Linked DNA regions of Homo sapiens: region 1 is linked to region 2. Evidence: chromatin loops called from intact Hi-C (ENCODE). Cell type or tissue: HCT116. All regions are shown on one strand. Links, peaks and the distances in the headings refer to the core of each region. The heading gives the core; the rest is flanking DNA. Region 1 overlaps NR2F1-AS1 (NR2F1 regulatory antisense RNA 1). Region 2 holds the start of LOC124901025 (a long non-coding RNA gene).

Region 1 (9,806 bases), core at 895-8,894, 490 kb after region 2:
CATTTATCAATTAGCTTTGCTGTCTTCAACGGGCTCAATTTGTGGCACCTCAAAACAATTACATTACTAATATCGAAGATCACAGATCACCCTAACAGATACTGTAGTAATGAAAAAGTTTGAAATAGTGTGAGATTTACAAATTATGACACAGAGTCACTAAGTGACACATACTGTTGAAAAAATGGCACCAATAGACATACTCTATACAGGGTTGCCACAAACCTTCAATTTGTAAAAAACGTAGTATCTGTGAAGCACAATAAAATGAACCACAATAAAACAAAATATGCCTGTATATGACTTGAGCAAATTACTTAACCATGTTTGAGCTTCAAACTCTTCATCAATAAAATGGTAGTTTTACATTTTATAAAAACTGAAGAAATTAGATGATATATGAAATGTGCTTAACAGATATTAATAATAATAATAGGGCTTTACTATTTTTATTAAAAGGAATGTTTATAAATTAAGGATTTTTTTACACTTCTCTTGGGTAGGAAAAATAATTAAGCAAGCTCATGTAAGAACAAAAGTCTTGTTCACGTATACTGTACACAAAATATTGCCTTTGGCTAGTTCCTGACTATAAAATGTAGGACTTTCCGAATTTTAAAACTATTTGTCAAAACTCAAAACACATTCAAAACCTAATCTTGGAACTAAAATACAAACAGGATCTCAGTGACTTTTGGCTTTGTCGTTGACATTAGTTGGTATGCAGCTTTCAAAGCTCTACAATACCACTCCTTTATTCCCTCAAATTTGTAAGCTTTAGCCAGTCCAGAAAAACTACCTTTACAATTTAGAGTCATATGAATTTAACTCAAATAGGATGGTATAATCCACTGAACCTTCTACCAGGAACTAGTGATGTGTTTGTTTATCTCTTTTAAATATAAATCTTGTAAAATATACATCTCAAAAATCAGCTAATTGAAGAAAATACATATTTTGAATTCACATACTTCTTTTGAGAAATATTTAAATAATGCAAAACCTAACAAATCACCAAATTCAAAAGGACCTTGTTATATCATGCAAACAATCTACAAAAGATACAAATTATATTCCCATATGAATTTCAATACCTGTGAACTGAAATTTGCTCCTATATCTACATATAAAGAAGTAGAAGAAATTGCACAATTAAGTCCAGAAAGACTGCAATTATTATGGAAAGAATGGTGGTATTTTTGTTAACCTCTTTATCTAAAAGAGCTATCTGATGGCCGGGCATGGTGGCTCACGCCTGTAATCCCAGCACTTTGGGATACCGAGGCGGGCAGATCACCTGAGGTCGGGAGTTCGAGACCAGCCTAACCAACATGGAGAAACTCCATCTCTACTAAAAATACAAAATTAGCTGGGTGTGCTGGCACATGCCTGTAATCCCAGCTACTAGGGATGCTGAGGCAGGAGAATCACTTGAACCTCGGAGGCAGAGGTTGCGGTAAGCCGAGATCGCACAGGCAACAAGAACGAAACTCCATCTCCAAAAAAAAAATAAAAAAGCTATCTGCACTGGTCAAATTTGTTGGAAAATATATCAACAACCCACTTCTCCTTGTGCAAGAGATAACTATTCTTAGCATCTTTTTAAAAATTTTAGTGAGTTATAAAAATATGTTCAATGCTATAATAAGTTCAACAATATTAGCATCAGCATCAAAGCTAATGTATGGTCAAGACCAAACATAGGTATTTTTTTTTAATATTTATGAAAACAGGCCAGGCGCAGTGGCTCACACCTGTAATCCCAGCACTTTGGGAGGCCAAAGCGGGAGGTTCGCTTGAGCCCAGGAGTTCAAGACCAGTCCAGGCAACAAAGTGAGACCCCGTCTCTACAAAAAATTAAAAAATTAACTGGGCATAATGGCGCATGCCTGTGGTCCCAGCTCCATATGAGACTGAGGCGGAAGGATCACTTGAGCCCAAGAGGTCAAGGCTGCAGTGAGCTGTGTTGACACCACTGCACTCCAGCTCAGGCAACAGAGACCCTGTCTCAAAAAAAAAACAAAACAAATTTTATAATTATATTTATACACATACATATTTATGAAAACATGTTTTGCCTTTATTCTTAGTGTAGTTCCTAACTTTAAAACAGACTTTGTTAGCTGAGTTTTCGAAATATGAATGTGCTTTTTGCTCAATTAAACAACATAAAGGTCACTTTTCAGAAAACAATGTTATTTGCAAGGAGATAACTAAATTGACACATTTAATTTAAACAAAATATTTTGAAGTATTAAGAAAAACTCTAAGATTTTTTTTAAGTACTGATTTAAAGTTAGCAAACATGGCTGGGTGTTATAGCTCACACCTGTAATCCCAGCACTTTGGGAGGCCAAGGTGGGAGAATCGCTTCTGGCCAGGAGTATAAGGCCAGCCTGGGCAACATAATGAAACCCATCTCTACAAAAAAAAAAAAAAAAGAAAAGAAAAGAAAAGAAAAGAAAATAATAAGATAAAGTTAGCAAATGCCATATTCTATTTATTTAAGATACATACTAAATAATACTATAATTTAGGCTGTCCCCAAATTACAATTCCTATCTCCCAGGCTTCCTAGGCTGGAGTGCAGTGGCGCAATCTCAGCTCACTGCAGCCTTGACCTCCCCGGCTCAAGTGATCCTCCCACCTCAGCCTCCCAAGGAGATGGGTCCACAGGCACATGCCACCAAGCTGGGCTAATTATTGTATTCTTTTTGTAGAGATAGGGTTTCACCATGTTGCCCAGGCTAGTCTCGAACTCCTGAGCTCAAGCGATCCATCCACCTCAGCCTCCAAAAGTGCTGGGATTACAGGCGTGAGCCACCATACCCAGCCTCAATTCCAAGCATTTTTTCAAAAAGTGAACAGCAAGGAAAAATTAAATATATTTTCTTTTTATCTTAAAGTCCCAATATAGTAATATTAATAAAAATCACATGAATACATTATATTAAGAAAATATAATCCGTTAAATTATTAGCAAAAGACCATATCAATTATTATGGATAGTAATTGGGGCAGGGAGTATGCCTTTATCTACTCCACATGCCTTAAGCATGATAAAAACTCAATAAATATGTGTTGAATATCTATACTTCGAGAACAATAAGCACAATGGTCACATAATTCTCCTAAGAATCAAATACAGAAAAATCTTAAAGAACTGGGCATTCAAAACAGGACATGAACAAATTTTTACATCATGCAAATCTAACATTGGTAAGAGAAAATTCTACCCCTTGTATCCACGAATTGTAAGTCACAGCTACAAATTATGTACTGGCTGTGTCAATGGAAAATATATAGCCAATGCTGGTTTTGAAATAATCTCAACTTGGTCTAAAGTGAAGTCATTAAGAACTGAGTAGAAATGGTGTATATATTTAAGCCCCTATAATTCTGGGATTATATATGGGCAAGAAAGTAAATTTACCACATTCTGTGTTATTTTTGTTAACACCACACCACATCTCTATGGAGAGCTATAATAAATAAGAAAGTGAGGTAACATATATGAACTACACAATGACTATATATTCTTGTGTTTCACTAGGGTCTCTGGTTTTAGCATTGCTGGTTTAGTGGTTAAGTCTCAATATTCTTACCGCCATTCATCCTGGTTAATATTGTGGTCACGGAGAAAACAGGTTCATCATGGGCTAGTTTCATTTATCCACACCTTTTCTCTTGAGTTTCATCTACCTGCTGGAGAAACACAGGGAAATTTAATCAGTGTAAAAAATTCCTTATATTACAGATATTTGCTGGAATTTTCTATTAGACAAAGAGTTGCTTTTTGAAATATTCTCACACACACCCTAAAGAAGCTTTCCCAGACAGAAATGAAAGAAAGTATATTTAGTAAGTGTGAGCAAATAAAGCAATGCCTAAATAAAAGGTGTACTGAATACTGGTATCTCAATCACATTAGATCTCTCTTCCCCAACTTAATATACCACGGAAATTTTCCTATTAGAAGCTGACGAACATGTAAGATAATTTGACCTAAAATACAGACAAATAAATGTGTTACCTGGTCTGCTTATTAAAACACAACTACCAGGCCGGGTGCAGTGGCTCATGCCTGTAATCCCAGCACTTTGGGAAGCTGAGGTGGGCGGATCACGAGGTCAGGAGTTTGACACCAGCCTGGCTAAGACGGTGAAACCCCATCTCTACTAACAATACAAAAAATTAGCCTGGCGTAGTGGCTGGCGCCTGTAGTTCCAGCTACCCGGGAGGCTGAGAAAAGAGAAAGGCGTGAACCCAGGAGGTGGAGCTTACAATGAGTGGAGATCACGCCACTGTACTCCAGCCTGGGTGACAGAGCCAGACTCCGTCTCAAAAAAAAAAAAAAAAAAAAAAAAAAAAAAAAAAAAAAAAAAAAAAAAACACACAACTACCTGGAGAATACTTACAGCACAGACAAAGCTACTATTAGCAGCGTCACCCACCCTAAAGAAAATGGTTACTATTATAAGTTCCCAAGTATGCATTTGTAGAAGGAAGCAGTAGTTTATTAAACCAACTTTTTGATCTTGAAGCAACAGATTTGGGAAAAGATGGTTTTACAATAAAATATATAACTCCAACCTCCAGTTACATTGCTATTTTTTCATAGGACAGACATGGCACTGTGTGAATATTATGACTCAAGCTTAGTCATCTCAACTAAGAATGAATTAAATTCGTTAGAGTAAAAACCTGAAAGGGAAAGTACATGCATGTAATTCTAAGTTGCTATTTTTAGAATGGGGTTTTTCTCCAAAGAGATTTTAAAAATGTATTTCCACATTATTTGTGCTATTTTCACTTTAGTACTCTGGCATATTGGCTACTGAATAGAAACAAGAAACAAGCCCATTTTCCAACAGAAGGTCATTTATGATTTGAACATAGTATAAACTACATAAAAAAGGAAAAGTAATTTATTAAAGACCTGCTTGCTAAAACACTGAATTTCAGAGACATATACATGTAAAAAGACGCTTGTGTTTATGCCCATCCTATTTTCCTGGTATTTAAAGAGATCAAAAAATTAACTGTAGAGTAAGAAGCCTATTGAAAACCTCATTATATCTAAACTACTTTATTATATTTATTACATTATATCTAAATGACTTTCCAGGAAAGTCCAGAAAATACAGAAGAGCTTCACAGGTTCTGCAGGACACACAGTATTGTAACCCTATAAGCAGCTTCCAGGCTAATAGGGCTTCAGTGGTTTTTCCCTACAGAAAAGATAGTCCGAGAAAAAAATCTGTTTCTCTATTCTCTCTCCTCACTCCTTCTTAAGAATAATCAGAAAAAAAATGACAGGCAATGTGGAGTGAGGAAAAGACAACCTTAATGGAAGTCAGGAAAACTGAGTTTTATTCCCTGCCCTGTGACTTATTATATAGTCTTAGGCAAGTTACTTAGCCTTTCTTGGCCTCTGTCTTTTGTTTGTTTCATTTTGTTTCATATGGAACACAAGAAGCACTGAAAAAAATGTTTTAATTACACCTAGAAAGACAGCAGAGACCATAGAGGCCTACCCCCAACTTCACAGGTGAGGACACTAAAACAGAGAAACATGCCCAGTCATAGGTGATAAGATTAAAAGACTTCTAACAACAGTCACAGCTCCAACATTTAAAAAAGTATTTATTTAAAAAGTATTTATTTAAATTTATTTACATCAAATTTTTAGAACATGTAAAAAAAAGTAACTAAGTAGCAAAAAGGATAACTGCCAAATTTAGGATAATTATCTTTTCAAGAAGCCATAAAGAAATATATTCTGGAAGGCTTCAATTGTACTGTTAATATTTTATTTCTCGAACTGGGTTTGGGGTATATGGATGCTTATTTTTCTTCATATACCATTTTGTATGAAATACTTTCTAGTCTTTTTTTATGTAATCACCAAAACATCTTTAATCAAAAGGTAAAATAAATGAAAACACTTCTCTGGAACTTTAAAGGTCAATGAAAATAGTTGTGTATGGTTTCAAATATTCTCCTGCTGAGTTTAAAAGGTAAATATCACTGTGTCCCCCAACATAAGAAAAAAAAAGCGTAATGTGCTAAAATATATATATATATAACTATTTCTAATCTAACTTAGTAAAATATAAAAGTACTACACAAATAGCACAAAACACAAAATAAATTTTATTACTAATAGCATGATAAACCCATTTAAGACTATTGAGAGACATACTTAACAATCTGTACTTTAAATACATTCAAGAGTCACATCTAGTAGCCTAGTGTTTCATCGTCAGATTGGCTGGTTGTTTTTATTGAAACAAATAAGAACTGCAATAATTTACCTAAAGTAAGCAAAGGCCTATCTAAATATCTACATAGAACCTATGTGTAAAAACTAAGTGCCTCCAAAATATCTGAAATTTTCCAACAAGAAAGTACAGGTCATTCAGCAAAATATATTTACTGTATACTACCATAATAGCTATTTAATTGTTATCATTATGATGTAGATATATAATGGAAACAGATGTTCCTTTTTCCTTTCAGCAAAGCAAAGGGAAAGTATAAACTTGCTGATATTGCATAGACTACTACCATAGCACAATAGAGGAAAAAAGACATTAGCACATGACAATATTAGTTTTTACTACACAACTAATTGCATAAAAAGTATAACTTGAGATCATTAAATCAATATAATTTTCAGCACTACAGAAGAGAAACAAATAGATGTGTATAACCAGCCTATTTCACATCTGCAGTTGGGAAAATACTTCTGACAGATTAAATATATGCAAAACGCTACCACTGCTTTCAGAACACAAGAAAAAGAGTGTTGTTCTGTTTTCTTTGCTCATGTAACATGAATTAGAATGCTGCCTCTACAGAGGAATTTTTTTTAAGTACCAGTATAAATTGGTAGAACCTTTCTGGAAAACAATTGGGCAATCAATATCAAGAACCTTAAAAAACAGTCTATATTCTCAGTCTAAGTAATTTCTCTTTTAATAACATATTGTAAGGAAATAACCATAGGGATGGCTAAAGATTTATTTAAAATGCTATTCATTACAACTTAGTTTATACAAATGAAAATTAAACATCTGAGTTGTCTAATAGAGCAATAATTAAAGTAGATATGTTAAAACATTATAGAGTCAATATAAATGACTTTAATAATTTTAATCATATTACATTAAATGCTTAGAAGAATAAAGTTTAGAGAAAACCTTATTATACAAAATGGCATTTCTAATTTTTGTAAATTCTGTCTTATGGGCATATACTACTTTTATCAGAAAAAGTTATTTTTTCTTTAAACAGTTCTATTTCTATCATCTGATATTCTCAGTCCAAAGTTTCTAAAATTCTTTGGGCAAAAGAGTCCTATAAATATTTACAGGTAAATTGACTTAAAGTTATGTTGATATGTTATTTGATCCTGAAATCTGGCACAGAAAAAGAAGTATTTGTCAATCACATAGACAACACCTTTTTTTTTCCTGGGTTAAACGGAATCCTTACAAATTAGGGAAAATTTTTATGGAACAAACATTACAAATGCTTCCTTAAGATCTATTAATATGATATGTAGTATGTTGCTAATTCAAGGAAATTTTCAATTACAAATATTTGTAAAGCAAATGAAGTAGCCTATTGATTGCTGTTTCAGTATGCCAGTAAAAAAGTTTGCCATAGCTTTCCTAGGACTCTTAGTTTCCTGATTTTATTTTTACAAGAAGAAGCTGATTTGTCTTAGGCTATTACTGTCTATTACTTGTAGAAGTCTTGAGCAAAGGTGGGAAGCAGCAAATTCTGGCAATCTGCCTAAAGAGAAATCAATGAAACAAATTAATCCTTTGCAGGCTGCAATGACACAGTAATCCATCATTCAGAGCTGTTTTTATATACCAAATCAGAGAGCAGAGGAAAAGAGCCCTGGGGGATATCACAGGCAACAACTTACACCAACACTGAGAAAATACTGAGGAATCAGTTTATTTAAAGAGGATAGATTTCAGTTGATTGCCTATTTCGTCAAATAAAGATTTTTCTTCCACAGTGTGGTGAACCCAAGGGCCAGTGACTGTATCTTCAGAATTCAGTACCATCTATGCTGGCTGACACCAATAGGAGATGAACGTTTTTAAATAATTAGCATCATTAATCAGTATGGTCAAATATCTGGGTAAAATAAATATTACTTTGTCCATCCAACTACAAAGTGTTATACATGGTCCTTGTTTTCACCAGAAACTAAGTGTAAATTTACCTACTAATCTACAACTTAACTGACTAATTCCTGGTACACCATATTTGAGGTACTTCTTCACACATAAAATGTAACCATTTAAGATATATGTTACTTCCTAATGCTGTGTTAAGTTTAAAGACTTAAAATTTTTAATTCAAGCTCTTGTGTAAATTCCAGCAAGCAAGTCAGATTATAAATAAATGACTTATTTTAAAATGATAAATAATAATTTTGCTCATAATGTAGTTGACAGTGTTGGAAGATAAATGTGGTTTTCTTTTACAAATAAACATAATAAATGTACAGCAGTATATTCAAACTAAGTATATTTATTTATACTTTTACAAAAGCCTATGTATTTAAATTTATTTGTGCTTCTGTAGAAAGTTATGCACCTTACTATGTCTTACTAGAGTAATGCATTCTAAGTAGAAGTATATTTCCTTGATGAAAACTAATGGCAAGAACTACAAAGTCACAGTGCATTACTACTCTAAATGCATGCATCATATTCATGGTTAAATGTGAGAAGTCAGTAAAAGAAAAGAATTTTCAAGATTATAAACCAAAGAAAACTTGACACGAGTCCCTGAAATGGTAAAACCCCAGAATACCTAGTCACAAATCCAAAACAGAAAAAGATTAAATAAATGCTAACTACTCAATTTTTGAGTGGCATGTTCGAGTCTGAGGTCCGTGGCCATATGATCACAATTCCTGGCTATGCTGATGCATTTTTAATTCAATGCATGGATCTAGTATTTATTGATTTAATAAGGTTAGAAGAATTACATTGTTGCTGCTACTGATGAACTGTCAGCAATTTAATCCAGTGAAATCTTACACAGAAATGTTTATTTTAGGGGAGAACGAGAGGAACAACAGCCATGTAAATAAATTTAATTCCTTTACTACCCTTGACAGTGACAAGAGCAAAACCCTTCTTTTCTAGACTGCTTTGGGCCCCAAACATTTTCTTTGATTAAAGATGTACCAGCTGATTGAGCTTATGGTGAAAAAGTTGCAGGATAGCCTTGTAGGTACACCTTAAAAATTAGGAAAAGCAATGACTTTCTCCCAGTATCCACTCTAGTCTCTCCTCATAGGTTTGAGGTACACACGCACCCACACACCTCAACCCTTACCTTGTCACCTAACAAGGTTTCAACGAGCCTGTCAGCGATTTCCTCTCTCTGGACCCTAAAATTTCCCACAGCATCATTAGTACACAGGAAGACAGAAGAGAAGGGAGAAAATAGAAAATTAACCTTCTTAAAAGCAATTCGGCCAAGAGAGGCTTTAAGGGCTATGTCAAAGTAAGGAGGTATTACAAGATCCAGAATCAGAAAGCGGGTTTAAAAAAATCCACAAAAGTTGCTGAAACAAACACTTGGGGACTATTAGAAAGCTTTTTGCACTGCTGCACTACCCTGCTCCTGGGCTTATCTCCCCAACCTGGACACCTGGGAAGCATGCTGTGCTTCAGCGTTTCCCTGACTTTGAAGAAATGGAGCGCTGGTGGTGCTGCTGCGGAGGTCAGTAAAACTATGCTAATTGGTGAACCTAATTGCTTCAA
Region 2 (9,806 bases), core at 1,258-9,257:
ATATACACATCGCATTGATATTTCTTGCTAATGATAGCAATATGTATCCTGGAGGGTTTTGTAGCTGGCCTGTCTCTCCTGTGGCAGTTGTAGGTAAATCTGATTGGAATTTCTATACCCATCTAAATAGATCCTTTCTCATCTTGCCCCTAGGCCTCTGAGGTGTGGAATCCAATCTGTGGTGTGTTCCGATGCTGCTCAGTGATAAGGCAGGAGCAAGATTAGATGTGTTCTGAACTGTATTCATGTTCTCTCTTTTTAGTTGCCTAGGAGAAGGAAGAAATCTTCAGAAAAAATATTTTAGAAAATCTTTTCTGAATTGATATGTAGTGCATTTCTCCTTTTTTATACAAGGTGACAGCGTGCGTGAGATGTAAAGATGAGTTTGCTCAGGCAATTACCCCTTGTTGATAGCAGATTATTTCCTCTGGCAACTCGAAAATAACTTGTTGGTATATAAGTTACTGCTGTTCTGGGGATGTAGTAATTTACTCTCCTGCCTTTTTTATGAGCACATTTATTTTAATCAGTAGAGTTCAGAATAGCTCTTTTTCATCTAACTCCATCTCTTTTGGAGTTATGCACCTTCTAACACATAATGAAGGAAGGTCCTTTTGCGCACACAGGAGAAAAGAGGTATGATATATTGCTGGAAAAATGGTCTTTGCACGGGAAATCATATCCCATGATCTTTTTTGTCCATGTTAAAAACACAACACTTGTTCTCCACAGCTCCAGCCCAAATTATTTTTCTGATGAAAACAATGAAAACCTCACCAAGTAACTCACCATTATCTTTCATCGTGGGGACCGATAACATGGAATAGTTACACATGTAGGATGAAGAAGAACATGAAAGAATTCAGGTCAGCAAAACCTATACAACTTTTAAGAAATATTGCAGGTTATATACCTCACTGAATGCCTGTAAGATAAAAGCAAGCCAGAGAGTTTAACTGCCTCACCATTTTGCAGATGAAGTAAAGGGTCCAGAAAAGAAAAACACTTTTCCATGGCACCCAGGAACTTTGATGGGGACCAAACAAATACTGTGATAAAGGTCCTTCACCTCTCCCATTGGCCCCTAGCCATCCCCTTACAGAACTTTTGCTATTTCTAAACAAGTATAGAGAAAGCAAAATTCATTTTCTAACATTAATCCCTAGTTGGCTAAGCCTTGGTTACTCCACATGTGTTACTTATCATGAAAGTTCAGTATATGATAAAGAGGTGGATCATTTAATTTTTCTCCAGTACATAATAACAATGACAAAATTAGTGACTTCACCACTTGGGTCTTTTCTAGAAAAGGGCAAAGTTTGGCTGATGGAGCACAGACACCAAAACCTGAGAGCCTGTATTCTTGACAATCTCTACTTCTGACCACTTAGATTCTTGTTACTCCATTCTCCCAGTCATAAAACACTAGGCAGTAACTTTCCTCTCATCATGAGGATTATTAACAGGACAAAGGAAGACTATGGATGTGGAAGAATCTGGCTTTCTTGAAAATTCAGGGACTGTCATTTCAAAGCATTACTTCTTTGTACTTCTTCCATGGAATGTTTTCATTTAAGTGAAAATAGAACATCAGAAATAATTTTTTGTTGAGAAAAAAATAAGAAAAAGAGCAAAAACAAGAACTGCAAGATTATTTTACAAAAATTTCTGTGATTTTTTATAGAGATCATATCTGGGCAAATCAGGAGGATAAGTAAAATCAACTGTCCTAATTTATAAAGCCAATGCAACACAAGTTCACATCAGTCCACATTGTGAACTGCGTCTGTGCATTAAATATATTAATAATTGAACAGTACAGCAGGAAAAGTTTTAAGGGCTTTTTTCAAGTAGAAATTCTCATCTATGCCTAGCACTAAATTCAGTAAATTTTCTTTCCATACATAAGGTGGTTGTCCAAATCTGTGCTGAAGTAGAAATTCATGGCATGTATTTTTAATATTTCAAAAGTAGTGAGTTTGCAAATCTACTTTTCTTAACAAATTGTAACCAAACCTAGAAACATATACTAAATAGGTGCTCAGTCCTCTATGAACTCTCTTCCAATAAAAAGGGGAGAGTGGCGGCACACACCTGTAGTCCCAGCTATTTGGGAGGCTGAGGCAGGAGGATTGGTTGAGCCCAGGAGTTCTCGAGCCAGCCTTGGCAACATAGTGAGATCCATCCCTGAAAAAAAGAAAAGAAATTGTATATATATTTGCTTGTGCAATAAACTAATATTGAATATTATACAATTTGACTCATGTGGCCTTCTCTGTCTAGGTTTTCATGGGTATAAACAATTTAAATTTTAATATATTATAAATATTATTTTATTATTTGACCAATATTTAAAAGTAATGAAATTAGTGAGAAATATTTTATTTTGATGATATAATTGTCAAGCACTTTGTCAATAAGAAGCTCTGTACAAGCTTCAAATAATTTAAAGAAGCAAAATTATTTAATGTGTAAATTCAGACATTAAAATTTGGGGGGTTCATATTATAATTTCCTGACTAAATTAAGTCATGAACAGCAAAAAGAATAATGCGCACACAAAAATTGAGCTTCCTTATAGAGATTCCAGGAAAAAAATAAATGAAATAGATAAAATAACATACAAAGCCACAAAGAGTGATGATTTTGCAAGGGAGAACACTATCTCATCTTATTCATTAAAAAATGTGAAGAACACTTACTCATCTCTGAAAAAATAGTTTATTTTCTTCTATCTGGAATTTCCTCTCGTATCACTGCTATAAGCAGGTTTTTCACCAAAGGGCTGGTTTCTTAAGTGACTCAACCTAATCATTTTAAGCCCAATTCAACTATATAGAATATAATGATTGTCAATAGGAAGAGTTAAATATTGGTCTTAATAAAACTTTAAATGATATAATTAGCCTGACAACTTATTACATTTAAGCATATCAACCTGCCGATATTTATTTACAAGAATTAAAATTACAAAAATTATAAAGATGCTTCTACATTACCACCATTACTTTGGAATACTTGATATTGGTTCCAAAATAGTGACAGGTTTAAATATCGTCAGCTACATTAAGGTCTGTTCAAAAAGTACATGAGTTTTGAACAGTGTATAGGCAAAAAACAAATTACTAATATATAACACATCTTGCATCAAAACATAGCTTCTAGCCGCAGCAGTTAGGGCAGCACAGGCCAGGAATCTTCTAAGAAAGAACATTATGCAACAAAGCGCCACCACTCGGACTGGGTGATAGAGAGCTAGCTGCAACTGTTAGTGTTTTCTCTTTCTTCTTCCTTTTTTTTTTAATATACAGAAGGATTGTACATATATTTGGGGAACATGTGATGGTCTAACACATGCACACAATGTGTAATGATGAACCAGGGTATTTAGGATATCTTTCTTGTTGTTTGTGAGTGATGGTGCTGAGGAGGACTGGAATCAAGCTCAGGAGAAACTCCATGTACTAGAGGAAAAAAGAAATTCCATCTACTTAGTAATGAAAAGAATAGTCTCTGAAGCCAAGAAGCTTGGTTAGAATGTCAGGGCTACCCCTTACCAGCTGGTGACCTTGGGCAGTTTTTGGAATGTCTTAGCCTTGGTAATCCCTTCTATGAAAAAAAAAAAAAAAAGGAGGAGAAAGAGAACATATAGAGGTAAATGAAAAAAATAGTCTCCCATCTATAAAGGGATAATAGCCTTGTGTGAAGATTAAATAAATTAGTACCTATAAAATGCTTAGAAGAATGCCTGGTAGATAGTAATTTCTCAGTAAATGTTAGCTAATATAGCAAAGGCAAAACATAAAGCAAGAGAAGTAGCATGGCAACAGCAATAATCTTCCATTTCCAGAGAACATGAAATGTTTTAGTGTAAGGAAAGGCTGATCTATTTTTGAAGGAGGCAGCACAGTTTAGTGGAAAGCATCAGGAAAAATCTTGAGTTTTCATCTATCCTGTTTCTACCAGTACCTTGCTGCGTGGCCTTGTCCCACTTAACATCTGTGCACCTCATTGTTCTTATCAAGAAACTAAGAAATTTCAATTTGATGATTTCTAGGGCTTCTTTCAACTCTAAACATCTTCTAGTCATAATACCTAGAGGATAATCTGGCAGCCATTGCATGGTTTATGCTCATAGGAGGAGTATTTCAGGTGTCTCTTTCTACTTCTCAAAGGGCCAGATGAGCAACCAGAAGTACATGAAGACTGGTATATTGCAGTGAAATAGAATTAAGCCCTCAAATGGAATGTCATTTAATTCCTACACTGTAAAAACTGCATGTATGTGTTCTTACGCATCTATACCTTCAAATTACATGTACCAAAGAGTGGTGTACCTTATATTGGTTCTCTGATAGAATAAATTCCCACCACATAGTGAATTTTTAAACTGAGATGCTTATTCTATTTCATTATAATGTGTAAACTGTTACTTTATACTCAACTACCCTGAGGTAAATTGAAGATGGGTATACAAAATGAAACTATTCCTCTAATAAAATCACTGACATGTTAAGAGGGTTCCCATTTTAGTTATTTATGCTGTTTTCTTTCATTTTTAAAGATGACACTACCCTTTATTACACATTCTGAATGTGTGTGTTATACTTGTACGACACATTTTCTTTCCATGACCCATTAAAGTAGCATAATGCTTTCTATATTCATGCATCTCTTAGCACACAACCTATGGTTTTAAATATTTTTGCATTCTTTCTCAGAAGGGAAAAAAATGGGTTTCATAGTGAAAGAAAAAACTTGGCCAATTATGTCATTTTTATCTCATTTTCAGTTTCGACCTAGCATTATCTTAGGCTTAGTAGTAACAAATGATAAAATGACAAATAAATTCTGACATTCTCTGCATAATCTACATTCTTGGCCATCGAATCTTCATTTTACCAGCCTCTTAAGAAATGTTTAAGAAAAAGAAAAAAGAAAACCTCAAACATGACTGCCAATCTAACCCATTCCATTCTGTGTGTCATGCTGCCGAAGCAGCACTTGGAATCTAGAAGTACCAAGTGCCACAATTCGTCTCCTTGTGACTCATGGCACCAGATGACAAGCAATCCTCTGTCCTTCAGCAGCACCAGAAACAGTGGAGGATCCGTGTGGGTGTTCACAGCGTTGTGAATAGATCTAGTGGGAGGCAAGAGTCCAAGGCTCAGGCTTCCTGCACGTACCACCATCCTGACAGATGGCATATTCTTGGCCAGAATCCAAGGACCTTGGTCACCGAGTGAACTTTCCCTGACTCTGTGCTATGTCGATATCCCAGACACACAGGGACACAGGCCTTGCTTATGAATCATTCTGCTAGAAGCTGCCTCTATGTGTGTTTTCTGAATGAATGTTCATAAAGGTATTTTGCCTAAACCAAGTAAGACTGTTCAGCACTTTGTCACACAATTACCGTGGGTTGTATCAACACAGAAAGTGTGTTTTATAATTTAGTCATAATGAATTTTTTGACCCATAAATCAATAAACCTGTTACAGACTGAATAATAATATTTGCTTCCTGAAAGCATGTATGATATCAACAAGGTCGCAGTTTACTGTCATTTTTAATAGGGAGAAAAAATCTGTACTCAAGGGGCATTTAACATATTTTGACAAGGTGACCCACAATTATCCATTAACACTGTATTTGTCTAAGCCCTACTGCATTGATATGCAGGGACCATGTAATAGTTCATTGATGTCCCACTTGGGGGTGGAGCATAAGGCAAGTGGGACCTTTCCAAGGTCTTTCACAGCCAGAATGCATCTTGCTATTGCTGTATTGATTAAACATTTGGATAGTTAATCAAAACAGCTCAGCCCTGTTAACCTGCCACGTGCAGTATACAAAAGAAAGAAAGAAAGGCCTCTAAGAGAAGCCATGAGGCTGTATTTTTCTTATTTTCAAATTTGATAAAATATATCTTTTCAGACAATAGGATTATAGTAAAATATTATAAAGCATTCAACTTCATCTTGAATTGAAAGACTTGTGGACTTTTCTGTTCATTTCTCAACATTTTTAAAGATTTACTTTGACAAAAATTGTGTATATTTATGGGGTACAATGTGAGGTTTTGATGTGAGGTTTTGATGTAGATATTACAGAAAGATTAAATCAAGCTAAATAACATATATATCACATCACCAACTTATTTTTTGTGATGAGAATGTTAAAAATCTATTCTTTCAGTGATTTTGAAATATACGATACATTATTATTAACCATAGTCAGAAACTAGTGAAATAGATGGCTAGAATTTGTTCCTCCAATCTAACTGAAACTTTGTACACTTTGATCAATATTTTACCTTTCTCTCTGTCTCTCTTTTCCCCACACCCCAGCCCCAGCCTATGGTAATGAACTTTCTACTGTCTTTGTCTATGAGATCAACATTTTTAGATTCCACATACAAGTGAGATCAAACAGTATTTGTCTTTCTGTGCCTGCCTTATTTCACTTAGCATAATGTCCTCCAATTTTATCCATATTATTGCAAATGACAGAATGTCCTTTTGTAAGGCTGAATAGTATTTCATTGTGAATATATACCACATTTTCTTCATCCAGTCATCTATTAATGGGTGTTGCTTCCATATTTTGGAGATTGTGAATAATGCTGCATAAGCAAAGGAGTATAGATAACTCTTTGACATACTGATTTTAATTCCTTTGGATATATAACCAGAAGTGTCATTGCTGTATCATAGATTAATTCAATTTTCATTTTTTTCAGGAGCCTCCATACTGTTTTCCAAAGTGGCTATACTAATTAACATTCCCACCAACAGAGTACAACCGTACTCTTTTCTCCACGTTTGCCAACACTTGTTATCGTTTGTCTTTTTCAGAGCAGCCATTCTAACAAGTATGAGGTGATATTTCATGGTGATTTTAATTTGCTTTTTCCTTATGATTAGAGATGCTGACCATTTTTTAAATATTTGTGTTGGCCATTCATAACTCTTCTCTTGAGAAGGTCTGTTCAGACCATTTGGCCATTTTTTTTTAACTGGGTTTCTTGCTTTCTTGCTATTAAGTTGTTTGAGTTCCCTATATATTTTTGATATTAGCTCCTTATCAGATGTATGGTTTGCAAATACTTTCTCCCAATCCATGGGAGAGTATCTCTTCACCCTGTTGTTTCCTTTGTTGTCTAGAAGTTTTTTAGTTTGATGAAATCCCATTTCTATTTTCCCTTTTGTTGCCTGTGCTTTTGGAGTTCTGTCTAAAAACACCATTGCTCAGATCAATGTCAGGGAGCTTTCCCCTATGTTTCTGTTTTCTTTTTCCTTTTTTTTTTTTTTTTTTTTTTGAGATAGAGTCTCTCTCTGTCACCCAGGCTGGAGAGCAGTGGTGCAATCTTGGCTCACTGCAACCTCCACCTCCTGGGTTCAAGTGATTCCCCTGCCTCAGCCTCCTGAATAGAGCTGGAATTACAGGCATGTGCTAGCATACCTAGCCGAATTTTGTATTTTTAGTAAAGATGGTGTTTTGACATGTTGACCAGTCTGGTCTTGAACTCTTGGTCTCAAGTGATGTGCCTGCCTTGGCCTCTCAAAGTGCTGGGATTACAGACGTTGAGCCAACATGCCCAGCCTTCCCTATATTTTATTCTAGTAATTTTATAGTTTCAGGTCTTAATGTTTAAGTCTTTCATCCATTTTGAGTTTATTTTGGTATATCATATGAGATATGGGTCCAATTTTATTCTTCTGCAAGTAGATATCCTGCTTTCTCAGCATCATTTATTGACAAGTCTATCCTTTTCCCATTGTGTATTCATGGAAACTTTGTCAAAAATCAATTGATTGTAAGTACTTGAGTTTATTTCTGGGATTTCTAACCTGTTCCTTTGGTTGATGTGTCTGTTTTTATTCCATTAACGTGCCTGTCTCTGCTTGCTGATAACATAATCTTATATATAGGAAACCCTAAAAATTCCACCAAAAAATGTTCAACTGAAAAACAAATTCGGTAAAGTTACAGGTTAAAAAATCAACATATAAAAATCAGTAACATTACTATATACTAACAATGAACTATCCAAACAATAAAAATAAGAAAACAATCCTATTTACAATAACATCAAAAATAAAATACTTAGGATTAAAGTTAACCAAGGAAGTGAGAGATCTATCTATATACTAAAAACCATAAAACACTGTAAAGGAAATTGAAGAAGATACAAATAAATGAAAAGATATTTCATGTTCACGAATTGGAAGAATTAACATTGTTAAAATGTCCATACTACCCAAAGCAATCTACAAGTTGGATACAATTCCTATCAAAATTTCAATGTCATTTTTCACAGAAATAGAAAAAAATTCCTAAAATTTGTATGAAACCAGAGATGACCCTGACTATTCAAAGAAATCTTGAGCAAAAAGAACAAAATTATAGGCATCGTGCTCCCTATTTCAAAACATATTATAAAACTTTTGTAATAAAAACATTTCTTGACATTTTAAGTGGGTTAAAATCTCACATCTTTGCCAGAATTGAGTCATGTTCTTTACACCCATCTAAGTTCAGTGCACCCTCAGTTTCCTCTTTAGTTAGAATACTCTTGATATTCAAAATTGGAGGCCCCCATTTGGGACTCACTGGTTCATTTCTACCCCCTAGATTTTCCCTTCTTGTCACATGAGCCAATATTCTCAGACCCTCTTTCCTCATGTCTAATCTCAAACAATCTCAATGTTTCGTTTCCTTTGTTAAGAATATAAAGTTATCAGAATTTATTTTTATACATATAAAACCTTCAATTTTGCTTCCCTTTCTTTCTTCTGTTAAATCTTTTGTCCTCAACTGATTTTTCTTATAACTGAATCGTTCTAATTTTCATTTAGGAGACCACCAATCCCTGCCATTCTCCCCTTCAGCTTCTTATCAACCAATAAGTAGCACAGTTATACACCATTCACCTCACATTCTGCCATACATATCTGTTTAGGACTTCCAATTATATCCTCAATCCATCGTACATAATAATCATGTACAGTTGTGGTTATTTACACTCTAAGTATTTCACCTGTTCACTTTGTTTAACAATTTCTAACACAAATCAATTTTTCATAAAGTTGTTTGATCATAAGAATCATCAACTCCAATTAGACCTACTTATCATTATATCCAAGAGTAGGACCTAAAAATGTGTAGTTTAACAAGCACCTAGGGAAGTTCTTAGGGTCAGGAAAATCTGTAGTCCAGTGACTTAATCCATTCTTCATCCATTTGTTCTGTAAAGCCAAATATACACCAAGTGATAATTAAAAATGCATCTATAACAAGATTTTATTTCATTAAGTACAATTATTGAGCACTTTCTATGTGCAGTAATTTACATATGTTATCTCATTTACCTTGCTGCTAAGTTCATCCTGATTTTGCTTTTTATTGGGATGTACATGATTGTGTGTGTGTGCAAGTGTGTGTGTGCACAATTATATTACATAGATTGTAATGTCTATTTTGAGAAAAGATTTTCTCTCCCTTTTTGGCTTTGACAAAGCAAGTTGCCATGTTGGGAGTTGCCATATGGAGAGAGGTCACAGAGTGGCCCTCCGCCAACAAGCAACAAGAAACTGAGACCCTCAGTTTGGCAGCCTGCAAAGCATTGAATGCTGCCAACATTCATGTGAGCTTGAAAGCAGATCCTTCCCTGGGCGAGTCTCAGATGAAACTGCAGCCCCAGCCAACACCTTGATTGCAGCTTTGTGAAACCCTGAAGCACAGAACTCAGCTAAACTGTTCCCAGACTGCTAAAATCCATGGCAACTGTGAGATAATAAACA

The links. Peaks named below come from ENCODE experiments on the same cell type or tissue, not always from the same donor. Only the 100,000 strongest peaks of a DNase experiment are listed, where the experiment ranks them.
Region 1: a loop joins it to region 2, with 3 times the contacts of the local background. A loop is called at or near these places in 5 of 110 quality-filtered maps.

The regions. Positions count from the first base shown.
Region 1 is chr5:93,559,759-93,569,564 of GRCh38, forward strand. NR2F1-AS1 (NR2F1 regulatory antisense RNA 1) reads right to left here. Exons shown (of 8, transcript NR_186187.1): 2 at 3,606-3,705. Among named protein-coding and RNA genes, the nearest start is that of NR2F1-AS1, 17 kb to the right of the region's middle. In HCT116, for the core only: no CTCF peak of the experiment used is centred there; DNase peaks (open chromatin) are centred at 4,273 and 4,623; H3K4me3 peaks cover 1,263 bases; H3K27ac peaks cover 4,916 bases.
Region 2 is chr5:93,073,564-93,083,369 of GRCh38, forward strand. It overlaps LOC124901025 (a long non-coding RNA gene), which reads right to left and starts at 2,130. Exons shown (of 2, transcript XR_007058868.1): 1 at 790-2,130. RefSeq lists an enhancer at 4,620-5,819 and a silencer at 5,334-5,383. In HCT116, for the core only: no CTCF peak of the experiment used is centred there; a DNase peak (open chromatin) is centred at 5,248; H3K4me3 peaks cover 1,339 bases; H3K27ac peaks cover 4,662 bases.